Linked DNA regions of Mus musculus: region 2 is linked to region 1. A link is a loop called in an ENCODE intact Hi-C map of the cell type or tissue named here. Cell type or tissue: heart. All regions are shown on one strand. Links, peaks and the distances in the headings refer to the core of each region. The heading gives the core; the rest is flanking DNA. Region 1 overlaps Coro7 (coronin 7). Region 2 holds the start of Gm36513 (a long non-coding RNA gene).

What was found. Peaks named below come from ENCODE experiments on the same cell type or tissue, not always from the same donor. Only the 100,000 strongest peaks of a DNase experiment are listed, where the experiment ranks them.
Region 2: a loop joins it to region 1, with 3 times the contacts of the local background. A loop is called at or near these places in 3 of 42 quality-filtered maps.

The regions. Positions count from the first base shown.
Region 1 is chr16:4,625,342-4,633,667 of GRCm38, forward strand. Coro7 (coronin 7) reads right to left here. Exons shown (of 28, transcript NM_030205.4): 16 at 7,914-8,089; 17 at 7,072-7,180; 18 at 6,878-6,964; 19 at 6,646-6,788; 20 at 6,470-6,574; 21 at 6,108-6,193; 22 at 5,023-5,164; 23 at 4,847-4,936; 24 at 3,715-3,831; 25 at 3,335-3,470; 26 at 2,843-2,934; 27 at 2,269-2,355; 28 at 1,543-2,158. The coding sequence ends at 2,153. Among named protein-coding and RNA genes, the nearest start is that of Pam16, 4.6 kb to the left of the region's middle. In heart, for the core only: CTCF peaks have their summits at 4,761 (motif pointing right) and 6,907 (motif pointing right); a DNase peak (open chromatin) is centred at 4,790; H3K27ac peaks cover 2,195 bases.
Region 2 is chr16:4,859,910-4,868,235 of GRCm38, forward strand. It overlaps 4930562C15Rik (RIKEN cDNA 4930562C15 gene), which reads left to right. Exons shown (of 16, transcript NM_030192.1): 10 at 1,055-1,173; 11 at 1,614-1,676; 12 at 3,194-3,286; 13 at 4,311-4,482; 14 at 4,665-4,758; 15 at 6,295-6,375; 16 at 7,386-7,782. The coding sequence ends at 7,564. Gm36513 (a long non-coding RNA gene) reads right to left here and starts at 1,078. Exons shown (of 2, transcript XR_003951939.1): 1 at 920-1,078. In heart, for the core only: CTCF peaks have their summits at 1,684 (motif pointing right) and 3,155 (motif pointing left); DNase peaks (open chromatin) are centred at 1,688, 3,172 and 4,132; H3K27ac peaks cover 202 bases.

The DNA of each region.
Region 1 (8,326 bases), core at 155-8,154:
ACGCTGTCCTGATTTCAAAGGTCTGAGGTGTCCTTTAAACATCAGATGCTTAGTTTATTCTTTTCTGATTTTTGTTTGTTTTGTTTTTTTTGAGACAGGGTTTCTCTGTGTAACTCTGGCTGTCCTGGAACTCACTCTGTAGACCAGGCTGGCCTTGAATTCATTGCATTCTGCCTGTCTCTGCCTCCTGAGTGCTGGTATCAAAAGGCGTGCGCCACCACTGCCCAGCTGCTTCTGGAATCTTTATGCCAGGTTTGGTCTCTAGTCAAGCTTCTTTGCTTGGTTTGCAAAGGCTTCTCGTCAAGTCCTCACAAGACCTTCTCTGGTCTGTGTGTCTGTGTGTTGGGACAGTTCCATCAAGACAGCCGTAATTCACACACCAAGCAGTTCCACCTTTTGGAGTGTACAGTTCAGTTTTGCCATGACCAACATCCAGATCAGACCAGTTCTTGCCCAGCAGCCACGCACGTCCCTACTTTGAAATCTACTCATCTGTACTTTGTGTCTGGGTTTCTCCTCAACAGTCCACAGACTCAGAATCGGAACAACACATGGTCTTGTGACTCCATTATCATTTCATGCTTCCTTTTTTCCCCTTAGTTCTCAATTTGTGCATCTTAACTCCTTTGGCAAATTTCTACCTCCAGAAATATTTACATTGTGATATATAACAGTACCAAAACTACAGTTATGAAGTAGCAATGAAAGTATTTTTTATGATTGGGGTTCACAACATGAGGAACTGTATCAAAGGGCTGCAGCATTAGGAAGGATGAGAGACACTGCTCTATGACATAATTCTTCTTTTTTTTTTTAACATTTATTATCATTGCTATGTCTCCTACTAGAGTAGGCACTCACAGTGAGCAGGACATTTATGCCTTTACTCCTAGCTATCAAGCACCGGGACGGCTGCCTGGCATGGGTACTCATGTATGTTTGGTGAATGGCCTTAAGTCAGATGCCTCTAGACTAGTGGTTCTCAACTCTCCTAACCCTTTAACATAGTTCCTCATGTTGTGGTGACCCCCAACTATAAAATTATTTTTGTGGCTACTATTATGGACCGTAATGTAAATATCTGTGTTTTCTAACATGTTAAGCCACCTGTGAAAGGGTCACTTGACCTCCCAAAAGGGTTTGTGACCCACAGCCTGAGAACCTCTGACCTAGACCAGTGCCCAACCTACCTCCACACTCTCCCTTCCCTGCGTACAGTGCTGACCTTCCATTTGCTTGCCATTGGGTCCTGCAGATCTTAGTTTTCACTTTAGGAACGGAAACATCTCCCCCTCAGGCCCTGACCCTGCCATGAGCCCAAGTCAGCTCCTTTTCCGTTTCCTCATTGCTTTCCTATGCACCACTGGTTCCCTAGTGTAACAGAGCTGCAGTCAGCGGAGCGCCATCTTTCCTGTATATTACAAGGAACGTGTAGCAAAGTGAAACCAGCACGAACAGGAACAGACCCAAATCTTGCTCGCTCACTCATATCCCTGTATCCTTCTTTCTATATTCCCAGGGAGTGGAGCAGCACAAGAGGCAGCCAGCTTAGAAAAGTTTAATTGCTGGAAACATCCAGAGCATATCCTATATAGGCTGTTTGTTATGGGGTCCACACCACTGTAATGAGGCTGTTAGCGCCATGAGACCCTTTCTCCTCAAGCCAGGAGAAGCAGGACAAATGGTCCTAGGCCCCTAAGGAGAAAGCGGCTCCCAACAGCTTGGTGGGGGACCAGCCCCCAGTGTCCTTGACTGGGGCTGGTGCAGTAGGCAAGACAGCTTGGCTTGTAGTAACTGAAGATATTAGAGGAAACCAGCAGAAAGACTGGGAGAGACAGGGCATCCCGAGTTGGCCCAGAGACATGCTACTGACACCTACCTCCCACCCACTGGTGTCACATGCTAACAGGCAGCTGAAGATAAACAGTTGGCTCCAGAGGGTTAAGGAGCAGGCAGTCTCTGCAGCTGCATGGAGGCCCCACAGCTGTGGAAGTGCCTGAGGCTTGCGTGACACCCAGGGCTTCTGAGCTGGATGTGCGTGCCAGGGCCAGTGCAGCATTGTCCAGGTTGCAGAGATCTTAGGTGTGGAGGGCAGCAGGTAGTTGTAGGAGGTGGCAGTGGCAGCTGTGATTAGGCGTGCCTCGCGTGCAGGCTAGTCCTGGGGTGAGGCAGGAAGCAGGAGTTAGAGGCCTGAGAGGTGAAAGAATGCAGCACACTGTCTCCAGGACAGTGCTGCTGGCTGAGGGAGCCGGGCCAAGTGCCACTCACCCACTCATCTTCATCCACCCCTTCAAAGGAGTCCTGTGGCAGTGGGTCTTCTCGGTTCCCCAGCTTTGCTACCATGGCATTCAGCAGCTGCGAAAGTGAACAGGAGAGGGACCGAAAGAAATGACTCTCCGACCTCAAGAACTTAAAACCCCATTTTTAACCCCAACAATGCTAAAAAGCGCCCTTTCAGTTAGAACTAAGTTGTTGGGTTTTCATTGTGAAACACAGTAAAAAGGGGTCAGAGACAAGAGACTGTAGCACGTGGAACCTGACATGAGGAGCCGCCATCTCTTGTGCATTGCCTCAAAGGCTCAAGTGGACACCAGGCTGACCAAGGGCTTAGGTCTTCAATCTTTAATGTTGGTTAGGTAAAGGCTGGCTAGCATGTGTGCCTCTTGCTGCCCTCCCTGGCTTCCTGTGCCCTGGGTGTGACTCCCTACCCAGAGTCTGGTGTGGAGACAGGGGTAACACGTGGTTCTTCCTGCCATCTGGATTGAGGCTCCTGAGTTGGCAGATAACTAAGCGCATGGGGGACACTGCCTGTACCACATAGCAGCCCTCTCCCGAGGTTCACCTCTTCTTTCTTTTGTTGGTCAGACTTCTCTTCCAAGTATTGTGCTGAAGATGGGGCTCTTCGGGCAGGGACCTCACGGGGGGCCTGGCTCACTGGGGTAAAGCAAGGACAGGCATCAAAGAAGGTGCTGTTTAGAATCAACCCTCAGGGAATTTGCTGGCACAGATCAAAGAAGTGGCATTAACAAGTTATTAAAGCCCCTGTTCACCAGGCCTGCCCATAGCACCAGGATATGTATATGTAAGGATACTGCATGTGTTAAGTATACAACACATGCATGTGTGTGTACATATGCATATGTGCTAGGATAAAACACAAGCCACAGAACTTGCTCTCCAGGGGTTCAGAGACTGGGTCTGGAGACATGTCTAACATCCTTAGGAGGTCTGTGGCAGCAGGAACGAAGGACTGTACTTGGGCCTCCTGTTCCTCCTTCCACCCCTGTCCAGATTCCCCGCCCCTGCTGTCTCCCCGTTTTATTCCTTACTCTACCTGGGGTCATGCCAGGGGGCTGCAAACTCAGTAGCCGGGGCTGTCCATTAGCACCCTCAAACCAGGCTTTGGCACTGAGTGCTGGCTCCCAGGTCACAGCTGTGTCCGGGAACACATCATCCTGGAAGAATTCTTTCTGCAGAGGGTGAAGGGGCTGTCCTGAGACACTGACCAGCAGCCCAGGACACAGAGGCCTGAGACCTGGCCCCACCCATGCTGGCATTCACATGCTCTGCAGAACTTCAGTAGAATACGAAGGCAGATATTCCCTCCAAAGTAGACAGCTGGGAGGTTTGGGTGCAAGAACAGGTAAGAACTTAAATTCCTTGGTCTCTGGCCAGCCACTAAAAGAGGAGCTTGAGTGCTTGACCCAAACTCACTCTGACCCGGGGCAGCCGGAAAGCAACAGGCTCCAAGGAGGTCTGGCGCAGCCGCAGGCATCGGGCAAACTCCACATCCTGAATGTCACACTCAGTCTTGGGCAGAAGGACAAAACCCTAGGGGGAGTGAGGAAGCAGGAGCTAGAGTCAATCCTCCTGGGTGGGGCCTCCTGGAGTAGCAGAATTCCTTAGGCCCAGACACGCCTGCCCTCAGGGAGCCGTGGTGCTCTGAATGAGAATCTTTCCATGGGCTCATCTATTTGAATGGCTGATTCTCAGAAAGTGGAGCTAAACAGGCTAAAGAGGCATTGCCTTGTTGGAAGAGGTTGCCACTGTGAACGGGCTTAGAGGTTTTAGAAACCCATGCCTTTCCACACTTGGCTCTCCCTCCTCACCTGCTGCCCGTCTCCCTGCCACGATGGTCACGACCTACCTCTGAATCAGTGAGCAAGCCCACAGTTAAATGTGTTCTTTTATAAAAGTTGCCTTGGCCATGGTGTCTCTCCGCAGCAACAGGAAAGTAACTAAGTAACTAAAGTACTGGTGTGCTGTCAATGGGAATAGCTAGTGCTTTTAAGGGAAAAAGACCAGATATGTAGCACTGGCCTATTTCTACAGAGAACAAAAGTCCCACCAAGTCCTACTTCAAGCAGTTGAAAAGAGATGTGAGGGGTATGCTACTGTGGGAGGGACATGCCACTGTGGGACAGTCCCCTGAGAGTTTAACACACATGCACACCACATCAAGATAAGCAAGCAACTAAAGAGAATCTGTTTCCTTGGATTTCTGTTTGACTGACTGAGACAAAGTTTCACCATAGCACCCAAGTTGGTCTCAACTCATGATCCTCCTACCTTGGCCTCCAGAGAAGTGGTATGACGGGTATGTGCCACCATGCCTGGTTCATTTAACTTAACCTTATATGGTTTAATTTGTAGTAGTGGCTGAATATAAAGCCAGCTCTCCAAACTCCTGGATTACTACAGTCTGCTCTATCTGCTGCTGGGCACAGGACCTCGGCTCTCCTGACCCCCATTGGCTCCTGCACTTCCACACATGGCCACGAGGGGGCACGGAAACCTTGCAGTGCAGCTTAGGGACAGGAGGTTCAGTGGTGAGGGTGATTATCACCTTGTGAGGGTCAGGTGATGTGAAGCTGTTGCACTCCAGGAAGAAAGGGGCCTCCGGGAGCACCTCATACAGGAACACACGGGTATCACCCTGGGGGACAGAGGGGAGGCTATGAAAGGAAAGCACCCAGCCTCATCAGACCCTGCCCGACCCCCAGCCAGTCCATTCCAGCTAACCTTGCCAGTGAGAAGCACCAGGCCTGTGTCAGGGTCATAGCTGGGAAGCAGGGTCGAGGGAGCTACATCGAGGCCCAGCAGTGCTGAAGGGCCTTGTGCCAGGGCGTCAGCTATGTACAACTGTAGCTGGCGTTCACTCCGGCTGCCAAGGAGTCAGGGGTAGAGCAGATTCTTAGAGCTGAAGAGGCCTGAGGTAGGGCAAAGACTCCTACAGAGACCCTGCTCCTTTCTGGGCTGCATAGCCTAAGGGCCAGTAATCAAAGGAGAGATGAGTCTAGCCCTTAGAAGTGGCCTGGTGGGGGAAACAGTGTCCAACTTCCTGTTTGGCCTCCACTTGTCTTGTCCTCTATACAACCCTGGCCCCAGTGACTAGCCTGATCTACTGCGGCCTCCTGTCTGGCCTTCTTCCCTCATGGTCTGTGTTGCACCCTCAGCTCCAGCAAGGCTGGACGTCTCCCCTGCAGTTCAGCCTTTCTCCTCAGGCTTGGATGACCCAGATCATATGATACCTTCCTTGGGATGCCCTCCCCAATCCATCATGCAAAGTACCCGAGGCCCACCCCTCAGGCCTCTCCTGTGGGTTCTCTTCCCTGTGTTCTACCTGGTCTCCATCAGGCAAGGGTTCCTGGGCCTGACCTTACCCTCTGAATCCCGTTATGACATATTTCTTCTCCAATACTTCCTCCCACCCAACCAATTGCCTACCTATTCATCTGTCTAATCATTTACCAATTTATCTACCCATCACTCGATAATCCACTGATCCATTGAATGTACACACACACACACACACACACACACACACACACACACCAACCTCATTTATCCATTCTTCCATTTAATCACCCATCATGGGTGGGACCAGTTTTTTGTTTTATTTTGAGACAGGGTCTCTCTACTATGTAGTCCTGGATGTCCCTAAACATCTTATGTAGTCCTCAAACTCACAGAAATCCACTTGTGCTGGGAATTAAAGGTACACACCATCACACATAGCTGTGGCAAGTTTTTGCAAGCTGTGACTTTGGGAAAAAGGAACCAAGATAGCTGATGGAGCCAGGGAATGGTAGTCCCTAAGTCCTCACCTGTCAAAGCCAGAAACCAGCAGGCAACCACCATCACACACCCAGACAATGCGGGCTCCGCGGCCACCTTCAGGTCCTGGGCCTTCCTGTTGAGGTCCATCACATGAAACTCAGTCAAAGCCCCCTCAAATCAGTAAAAGAGACCTTTTACCTTTAGCCCAAAGGTGCTCACCTATGGGGATGCAGAGCTGCCCCAAGGCTCATTCATAGACCCTGTGCCCTTCCCCCAGTTCTATAAAGCTGCTCAGGGACAGTAAGACCTTGAAATTCCCCCACCCCCAGCCCATGCATGTGCACCTGCAGGGATGTTCAAAGGGCTGTAGACCCTAACTTTGTCTCTGTCCCAGATCAAGCATGCTTACCTGTAGGGGTAAAGGGCTGCTGCGGGGTTCATAGACCCGCACATGCCCATCCTTGCATACGGTGGCCAGTTGCTTTCCATCTGGACTCCAGGCCAAGCTAAAAATCTGGGGACAGACAAGGGAGTAAGAGGGAGCCTCTCTTCTCATTTCTGGGCCCGTCTCTGCAGCTGTCCTACCTGGTCCTGATGGCCCTGCAGTTTCAGCCGCTCAGCTCCAGTCTGAAGGTCCCAGATGCGAACGGTTAGATCATAGGAACTGGAAGCCAGTACATCGGCAGCCAGGGGGTGGAAGCGCAGAGAGTAGATCTTTTCTGTGTGGCCTGGAGAGGACCAGGAAGTGATGTTGAGTCCTTGAGAAGCCACTGCCCCAACTGGCTCTGTCTATCCCTCTATCACAGGTCCCTCTAACCTGTGAGCACAGTCTCAGGTGTGGTGAGAACATTCTCGAGGCCACCAGGGGGCACCCGCCATAGTCGGATCCGGGCATCCTCCCCAGCTATGGAGAGAGGAGTGTATCTTCACTGAAGGGCCAGACATACCTGGCTTCCCTGCCCACTCAGGGACTGGAGCCTTCTCTCAGTCCTGGGCACCCAGGCTCCTTACCCACAGCAAGCCGGTGTGGGTCAAAGGGATCCCAGACCAGATCCATTACAGCTGTCCCATTCTGAAGTGTAGGCAATGCTGTGTCAGGCAGGCGGCCTGGCTTCTGCAGCTGTAGGAGAAACCCCCATCCCAAGGCATATCAGAGCCAAGCACAAGAGCCAGTCCCAGGAAAACAGGCGCCTGGGACCCACCTCCTTAAACAGACAGCCTTACTACTGGGTGGCCCAAGCTCTCTGCCTTGGCCAACTTGTGCTAAGTCCCAAGTGCCAACTGTGAGGCCCCAGAAAGTGAGGGCATAGCAACATGGACTGGTGGGAGGAGCCAGGTGGGACTGGTGGGAGGAGTCAGGTGGACTGGTGAGAGGAGTCCAGCTTGGAGCTCAGGTTGCTTGGGTTTGAACCCTGCTCCACTTACGAAGCTGCATGACAGGGTCAGGTCACTACACCTCTCTGATCTTCACTCTCATTTGAAAGACGGGGTAGGGCTGGCGAGATGGCTTAGTGGTTAAGAGCACCCGACTGCTCTTCTGAAGGTCCAGAGTTCAAATCCCAGCAACCACATGGTGGCTCACAACCATCTGTAATGAGATCTGACGCCCTCTTCTGGAGTGTCTGAAGATAGCTACAGTGTACTTACATATAATAAATAAATAAATAAATAAAAAAGAAAGACGGGGTAAGGAGCCTACCACACGAGGCTGCAGGGGTGGTCAGGGTTATGCCAGACAGCTGCCTAATGCATGCATGGTCTGTGCTCAGTGACTCGGGGTAGACCTTAGTGTCCTATTCTTGCCCACTACAGGGACCTGAGTCAGGGTAACCCTGAAGGGGCAGGGCCCTTACCTCAAGCACAGCTACCTGCCCACCACTGCTGAGCAGGGGAACAGCCACACGCAGCCGGTTAGCGCAGAAGCCATCACTCTCACCAGGTGTTGTGAGGTTGAGTCCCTTAAGGTTGGTGATGTGACTGTCGCGGTGGAGGAGGCTGCCCTGAGTGTGGCGAAATTTAGAACTGGGGCCTGGTGGGCAGTGGGGACACAAGCAAGTGTGAGAAAGCTGTGCCTGTGCATCCTGTACCTAGTCATGGCCACCCACTGCCCTTGTCATTGGAAGGAGTCTGGAGTGGGCCCAGCTAGGCTACTGCGGGTGGGGTTGCCATGCACAGCTAGTCTAAGAAGCTTGCCCACGTTTCTCTACAGCCTGCAAGCCGGTGGTCCTAGAGGCACAAGTCTGGGCTAGTCTCTATAAGGCCTCTC
Region 2 (8,326 bases), core at 90-8,089, 230 kb after region 1:
GGGATCAGACCTCTACCTTCACCCATGAGGCTTGCTTGCAGCAATTAAGATCTGGCCATAGATTATCAACATCCTGGCCTTTTGATGCACCTGCCGCAAGCAAAACACAATCTCCCCAGGAGTGGCTTGGCATAATAGAGAGGTAGTCAGTGATAAGACTCCCTGGGCATGTCACCAACCTAAGACAGGGATCAAACCAATGCTGTTTGTCACCCAAGGACGGGTAAGGGGCATGACTACGGGGGGCTATCTACAGACATTCTCTCTGCCAAAAAAGAAAAAAGGGGGAATTGTGGGGAGCGGGTGTGGCGGCAGTCCCAAAGGCGCCAGGGACTGCAGCTAAGTCATATGACTTGCACCTGACTTCCTCATATAAGACACAAACATCTTGAGTGCTGCACAGGTGTACCAGGATACAGGTGAATCCAATTTGGTGGAGATTTGCCCCTGCTGCCCTGATTAGCTGAAGCTGTGTGCCTGGTGAGGTGGCGTGGCCTGCTGTGCGTGGATGGGAACTGAGAGAGAGTATAAAAGAGTGAGAGGCCCAGGGTTCGGGGGAGATATAAAAACAAGGGAGATATAAAAACAAGGGAGATATAAAAACAAGGGAGATATATAAACAAGGGAGATATAAACAAGGGAGATATATGGAGAAAGAAGAAACAGGACTGAATAAATGTGTGCAGAAGGATCCTGTAGCAGCGTCGTTCTTCCTGGCCTGTTGAGCGCGCGTAACATTAAAGGAACTGTCCACTTTACATGCAAACTTTCCATAAATATTTATCAGATGTGTTAAAGTCAGGGCATGGTGTTCACTGGAGAAATAGTTTTCCAGCCTCCAACCCTGCAATTGAGCAGAACAGTGGGTTTGGAGGCAGGAACTGATGTCATTTCTTGCAATGGCCACTGGAAATCTCACCTTGCAACTTCCCTGTGCCAAGAGCACCCACAAAGCCATGAGCCCCTTGATGTCTTTCTCTTATTCTGTGTATGACTTCGCAGGCTGTTCAGGTGAGCTCACTGGCTGTACTTCTGTCTTCCCTGTGATTGGCAGCTAGTCCAGAGCGATCTGAATAGCCTAAAGAAGGACATAGAAGAGGTCTGGAAGGTGGTCCGGAAGCTTCTGCTAGAAGGTCTCCGATTCGACCCTGACAGCGCTGCAGGCTTTAAGAAGTGAGTTCACTGAGGGTGGTACCGCTGATGCTGCTGCCAACAGAGGAAAGCCTAGAATTCTAGATCTCAGACATGGGGATGGGGGCAGGGAGGGAGGGATGGAGCACAGCGCTTCTAGCCTTCTCTTCAGATGAGGAAACTGAGGCTCAGAGAGGGGAAGGGAACCAGGACAAGCCTACACAATTGGCAGACCTATCTGGACAATGAGGCCCAGTGATTCCTGTCCCCAGGCAGGCAGGCTTGCCATCGGGTTACACATACCTCCCTCCGCCAAGGGCATTTTTAAAAAAATAGATGTGATATGCCAGTCTGATGGGAAACCAAAGCGCTCTGTCCCGGGGCCACAGGCACAGACAAAGGGGATTAAGGGACTTTAAGCTCACCTCACTCCCTGCCCAGGGCCCTGTTAACCCCTGGCCACTGACCTCCTTGTCCTCCAGGAAATTGTTCGAGAGGGTAAAGTGCATCTCCTGCGACAGGCCCGTAGAGATGATGACTGGCCCGTGAGTACTGCCGCCAGAGGGCACCTTCCAGGTTTGCAGGGTCCAGCATACAGTGCAGGTCCCGGGTGTGCTTTTCTACTGTAGTCACCTGTAAACACCCTGACACCGGCCTGCAGGCCTCAAGCACATAAAGCTGTCCCATATGCAAATGTACACACCTGCCCATGTATATACCCATCCGTCTACACCATTCTATAGCCACCACCGCCTGTTCCACCTCTGTGGTTCCCTAGATGGGGGAGGTCTGTCCTCTCACCTTTAACGCTGTCAGTGCTTTGTTCCAGAGACTAAGGGAAATTATATAAACATGGAGAAATATTGGAAGGATATGAATGTCCAGGTCTAACCCTGGTCACGAGGCTTGTTCCTTGGTGCCTTCCTGTGTTTTATAAAATGCTAACCAATGTCTCTGTGAGCATGCACCATCGCGGCTTTCCATCTATATGTGAGGACACTTCTCTCTGAGCATGCACCATCGCAGCTTTCCATCTATATGTAAGGACACCTCTCTGTGAGCATGCACCATCGCGGCTTTCCATCTATGTAAGGACACCTCTCTGAGCATGCACCATCACGGCTTTCCATCTATATGTGAGGACACCTCTCTCTGAGCATGCACCATCGCGGCTTTCCATCTATATGTGAGGACACCTCTCTCTGAGCATGCACCATCGCGGCTTTCCATCTATATGTGAGGACACTTCTCTGTGAGCATGCACCATCGCGGCTTTCCATCTATGTAAGGACACCTCTCTGAGCATGCACCATCACGGCTTTCCATCTATGTGAGGACACTTCTCTGTGAGCATGCACCATCGCGGCTTTCCATCTATATGTGAGGACACCTCTGCATGTGTTTAACCACGCAGCTCAGACAGAGAGGTGGAACGGGCCCAGCTCCTTGGAAGGCTGTTCTGAGTTTCCTTGTTTCCTTTTGGAGGCAAAATACACAGGATACAACCTTAGCCATCTGAAGGAAGGTGCCACAGTTATGCGTCCATGACGTACAGCTGCCATGCTCTTGCACACCTGTGCCTTTCACCACACCCCTTCCGAGTAGTGCCTCCCCTCTACGTACCCATAGCTCCTGGCAAACACCTACCTGCAACACATCTCTAGGAGCCCCTTCCTTTGGTTTTCAACTCTATTTACTTACTGACTTATTACTGGAGACAAGGCCTTTCTATATAGCCAAAGATAGCCTTAACCTTGAACTCAGTTTGTACTAATAGTTTAGGCTAACTTTGAACTTGCTACCTTCCTGCCTCAGTCTCCCAAGTGCTGAGATTGTACAGGTGCACCACCACCCCTCGCTTGGTTTTGACTTTCTATCCAGAATGGTGTTTCTATCTTCCCCGAGTTGTCAGAAGTCCTGCAGGTTTTGTTTGTGGGCTGTGAGCTGCAGACATCCAGTTTGGGAGGGGAGGACTCCACTTCCTCTCTCCAGGCCTAGGAGCCTGGGGCCCTCTGCTGGCCATGGGCACCTCTCACAGCTCTGGTTTGCTCTGCCTCTGCAGACAGCTGATCACCATCCGCAACACCCATGGGCTGTCCCGAATAAGGCCAGCCAGTGCCAACAGCTATGAGTATCTGCAGCGGCAGCTGATAAGGTGAGGGTTATGTCCACCCCACTCTCTGGAGAAACTTTCCTTCAATGCAGGCACCAATGAGGGCCCAGGATGCCCGTCTGGGAGGTTGTGGTGTGGCTGATAGGGCAGTGGGAGAGAGGAACCAACATTTGTGTTGGCATCTACTGTGACCTGGAACTTAACTGGGCCCTGTCGCAGAGGCATACTGTGCTAGCTACTCACAAGATGGAGGCAAACGTATCATAAGGGCTTCATAGGCTTCAGAGCAAAACCTGCCTCAAAGTAAAAACGAAAGGGCTGGAGTCATAGCTCAGTGATAGTGTTTTTCTGGCACGCACAGGGCGTTTGCAAATAGGAGGGCTTCTCCTTAAGTCTTATGAGCCCTGGAATCCAGGGTTACCATGCTTGTTTCCTGTGGGTGAATAATTGGAGGAGCCTCTGGGAGCCCTTGCTGAAACTTTGTTGGGTCACAGGGCTTCCTGGGAAAGTACCTTCTATTATCATCCCACTTCACAGTTGAAGAGACTGAGACTCAGACTATATGACCTTCCCAAGACCACAGCCAGTGAGTGGCTGGGGAGTCTTACCTGCTATCGCTTTTCTCACTTAGCCTAGCTAGATGCCATCTCCTTCATCCTTGGGTGGCAGGGGTCCTTCCATGGCCTATGTGAGCTTCCAGGGCCGTTGTGAGCTTCTGGCCAGGGGTGAGGCCGGGGCGGTGGAGTGAACAACTAAGTGGTAGTCAGCACCAGCGTTAGGAAGGAGACCACCTATGCTGGCTCGCACACTGTGCCTGACGGCTGGAGGCCAGGTCAGAGCGTGCATGTGCATGGCAAGGCCAGAGCAGGCCTCCAGCTGTGCTTGGTTCAGGGAAGGGAGTATGGATTATCTCTCCCAGAACTGTCCATGTCTGTACTGGTTCACCACCCCCCAGGCCTGCCTGCCATTCTGCCCATCTTCCTTGATACTATCCAGAGCCCTGTGCAGGTCTCCTCGGTGGTAGAGGGGGGTCTCCATGTGGCTGCTGATCTTCTGCCCTGTCCAGGGAACAACAGCAGCATCTGCATTTCCAGAACTTTGGAGTCCATGAGGAGGGTCAGGGCTTCCAGAAGGACTGGGGTGATGGGCCCCGAAATGAGAACACCTTGAAGCACAAGTCACATGACCTGTCAACACTCTATCCTTATGGGGACCCTGAGCTGATGAACTATGACACTGTGAGTCTGGCTGTGTTCCCCTCCCAGAGGCTGGACTCCAGCATACCCAGTCCCAGATGTGAGATGAAACTCTGATCTTTGGGTACCTTGAGGAAGCTGTGCTCTGGCTCTGGGCATTTGTGTGCATCAAGGAAAGGGGATGGCAATGGAGACCCTGATTTGGGACCTGGGCCATCCCACAGGCTGAGGTGGACATCTTGGGGGTAGATGGAGTTCTGTACAAAGGCCGAATGAGCAGCCAGTTTGGGACTCGGACTGGGGAGAAGGACATTGCAGGTAAGCACTGGTGTTTCCTGGGATTCCCGCTGTGGGACTTGACTGTGCTGGTCAGAACAAGGGGTTGCTGGTGGACTCAGGGCTGGTCTTGCCCTTGGCTGGACACTGGTAAAGACTGGCGGAGGGGGTGGGGATGCTGGGCTGGTAATGAGAGCTGTGCCAGGCAAAGCTGGTCCACAGAGATCAACTAGACAGCTCCTTGAACACCTTCGAAAAAGGAACAGGAGTTAGTTGGTGAAGGGGCAGAGAGGGAGGGATGTGGTCCAGGTTGGGGGAATAGTAGGTTCAAAGGTCCTGTGGTGGGATGGGTAGGAAGAGCTGAATCTTCTTGGAGCATAAACACTAGGGTAAGGGTAAAGAACTGTGAACAGGGCTAGACCCAGGAGGCCAAGGGTCAGACCGGTAAGAGACCCCAACCTTTTTGCACTTTGAATTGGTTGCTATGGTTACCCTGGAGTCTAAGACCTGGAAATTATTGATTTCACCACTGGTTGTATAATAAAGTAATACAAAAACGGAGCTTCTCTGCACACCCTGGAGATGTTTTCCTCTGGGAAGGGGATGTCTAAAGCAGCTCTTATACCAGGAATGACATGGGATCCTTAGGGCATCTAACCCATAGTAGCCCCATGGGCTGCCCATGGACCAGAGCACTGAGTCCAGACATGCAGAGGAGGTAAGATTTGGCTGTACTGCTATGGCAGACTGAGAATACACCCCATGGCAGCTGCCAGAGCTAACCACCACAGCCCAGGGCCCAAAATCGCAGGACAGTTTTTCCAGCTCTGAAGACTGAGATCCTAAGACACAGCGCAGGCAGTTGTGCTCCCCTCAGAGGTGCTAGTCTCCTCTGTCCCAGCCAGGGCCAGGTCACTCCAGCAGCCACTGCTTTCCTCTCTTCTGACTTCCATGAGGACATTTGTCACTGAACTTCAGGTTTAGTGTAACCTAGAGTTATCCTATTTCAAGATCTGAAATAACACCTGCAAAGATCTTTTGTAATAAAGTCACTTCTGTAAGCTCCACAGAATGTACCTTTTAGGAGCCCGCGATGTAATGCACTCACAGGCCCTACCCTATTTCCAAGGAGGTAGAACAGCATCTCCCAGGTCTTTTGCCCTGGCAGAAATTGACTGCTCAGCAACCACATTGCAGATCTGAAAGCAGTATAGCTAATGTTCGATGAGCCCCACCTCTGTGCCAACCCCTCCAGAATACTTGCCCATAGCAACCAGGTGAGGCATTTCACAAAAGAACAAGGGAGGTCTGCTTGGGTGAGGCAGTCTCAGGAGAAAAGTGGACCAGTGGGGAGATACTTAATGCCTCCTCCATCACTGAAGACCTTCTACAGGGAGTGAGCAAGGGGCTTTTCTCTCAGTGGATGGTATATAAGAAACAGATTATATAGCAGAACTTGGACTGGGACAAGCTCAAAGGCTTCACCTTGCTTGGAAACCCCCAGGATGAAAAGTCTGGCTTGATGTAGGAGCCAGAACTTTGGACGGGGCTCCAGCTATTTAGATCTTTCCTTCTCAGCTGTGAAAGTTTCATATTACACCATTCCAAACCTGACTGATCGTGTGCGCCCAGGATCCTTACTTGCTCCGGGCTATCCACGTGAGTACCTGACCCACCTGGCACTCTGGCAGACCTCCAGTTTCTCCTGGTCCTTCCCCATCCCTTTCACTGATATCCCAGACCTTACTCCACTCATGACCCCCACTTCCCTTTACCTTTATGTCCGCTTTGCCCACATCTTGGTAGCCACCTTCTGGCTGGCTGGGAGGAGGGGGTGGAGCGGGAGGGGAAGTTATGGGGCCTCCAGTTGTTCTGAGTTTCTTGGCAGGTGCCTGTCCCCAGAGGTCACCTTGGCTGCAGAGGTGGGGCAAATGAAGTCACTTCTAGTTCTGAGCTTCTTGGCCAGGGCTGCCAGGGGTCAGTCTGAGAGGACTTAGTCCTTGAGCTTCTTGGTTCACAGCTCTGGCCCTCTAGAAGCACCTTAATGTTCACAGAGCACCACTTCCTACTGTCTCTCTTCTGGCTTTTTTTTGTTTTTTTTGGTGGTGGTGGGGGTGGGAGGTTCAAGACAGGGTTTCTCTGTGTAGCCCTGGCTGTTCTGGAACTCACTTTGTAGACCAGGCTGGCCTTGAACTCAGAAATCTGCCTGCCTCTGCCTCCCAAGTGCTGGGATTAAAGGCGTGCGCCAAGACCGCCACGACCGCCCCTCTTCTGGTTCTTATCCTTCTGGTTCAGCAGGGTGGTGCTGTTTTTCTTGTCAAAGGCAGAGTAGTTGAGGCTTAGCCCAGACGCCTGTGCCCAAATCCTGACAGCCCCTCCCCAAGGTGCCTCTGTACTCTAGCACCCATCTTGGACTTCTGTGTCTCAGTCACCCTTGAGGAAATGTTTAGGAGCGGAACCAGAGGTGCAGTGGCCAGTCCTGCCGTGGCTTACAATACACCTCCAGTCTCCAGCTTCTGCTCCCTGGCAGGGAGAACTCCATAAAGGGAGAACCCCATGAGGGGAGAACTCCATGAGGGGAGAGAGAACCCCATGAGGGGAGAACCCCATGAGGCCAGCTGCTTCCAGATGTAGGCGCACAGCATGGGTCTTTCCTGCTTCATTTCCAGCCTTGAGCCCCCGCACCAGTATCACCTCTGCCACCACTCTACACTCTGCCACCAACACCACGACGGCACGGCCACCATCCCTGCCACCAGTGCCACAGCTACCACCACTGATCCCTGTCTCAAGGGATACCCAAGAGGCCCCTGGATCTGCCAAGCGTTTGAAATCTCCACGGCTGTAGCACACCAACCCGTGAAACCCAAGCCTGTGACTCAACTACCATTGGGTCCCCTTCACTCAAAGAAAGAGACCCAGAGCCCTGGAACAGATCCAGGAAAGGATGCAGGGATCCTGGATATAGGGGAAGGAAGGTCTGCATAGGGGACCCATGACTCAGTGTTTAACTGTGTATCTAAAATATAAGCCATACAGTCCTTCCTAGCCAACCTTTTCATAGATAACAGAGCTTCGGAGTGAAGTTTTTACAGGGCCAACTGAATTTCTTAAGCAGTTTCCCCAACAGCACAAAGCAGTTCTAAAACAATCCCCTTTGGGTCGGCAGAGTGCTTGCCAGCGGCACAGTCCTGAGTCTGACCCTCTAGCACCATAGAAGCTGGTATGGTGCATACCCTGGTAATACAAGCACTTCAGTGTTAATGGAAGGAGGACCCAGCCAAGATCTGCCTCAGTTACACACTGAGCTCACAGCCTGCCTGGGATGCATGAGACCCTGTGTTAAACAACAAAACATAAATCCCTTTTCTTGGCATTTTGCTTAAGGCATCATTAAGGCCCACTTCTTCCTTGTATCTTCCTTAGAAGCCATTAGTTTTCCCACAGGAAGCAAATTCCACCATGCACTATTTTTATTTCCTGTAATCATTTTTTCCCAGTGACCATTATTATGAATTGAATCGTCTGTGTGAGAGAGGGTGTGCTGTGGTGTAAGCTCGTGTGTGTATGTGGGGTATCCCTGAGCATGTACAGAGGCCACAGAAAGATG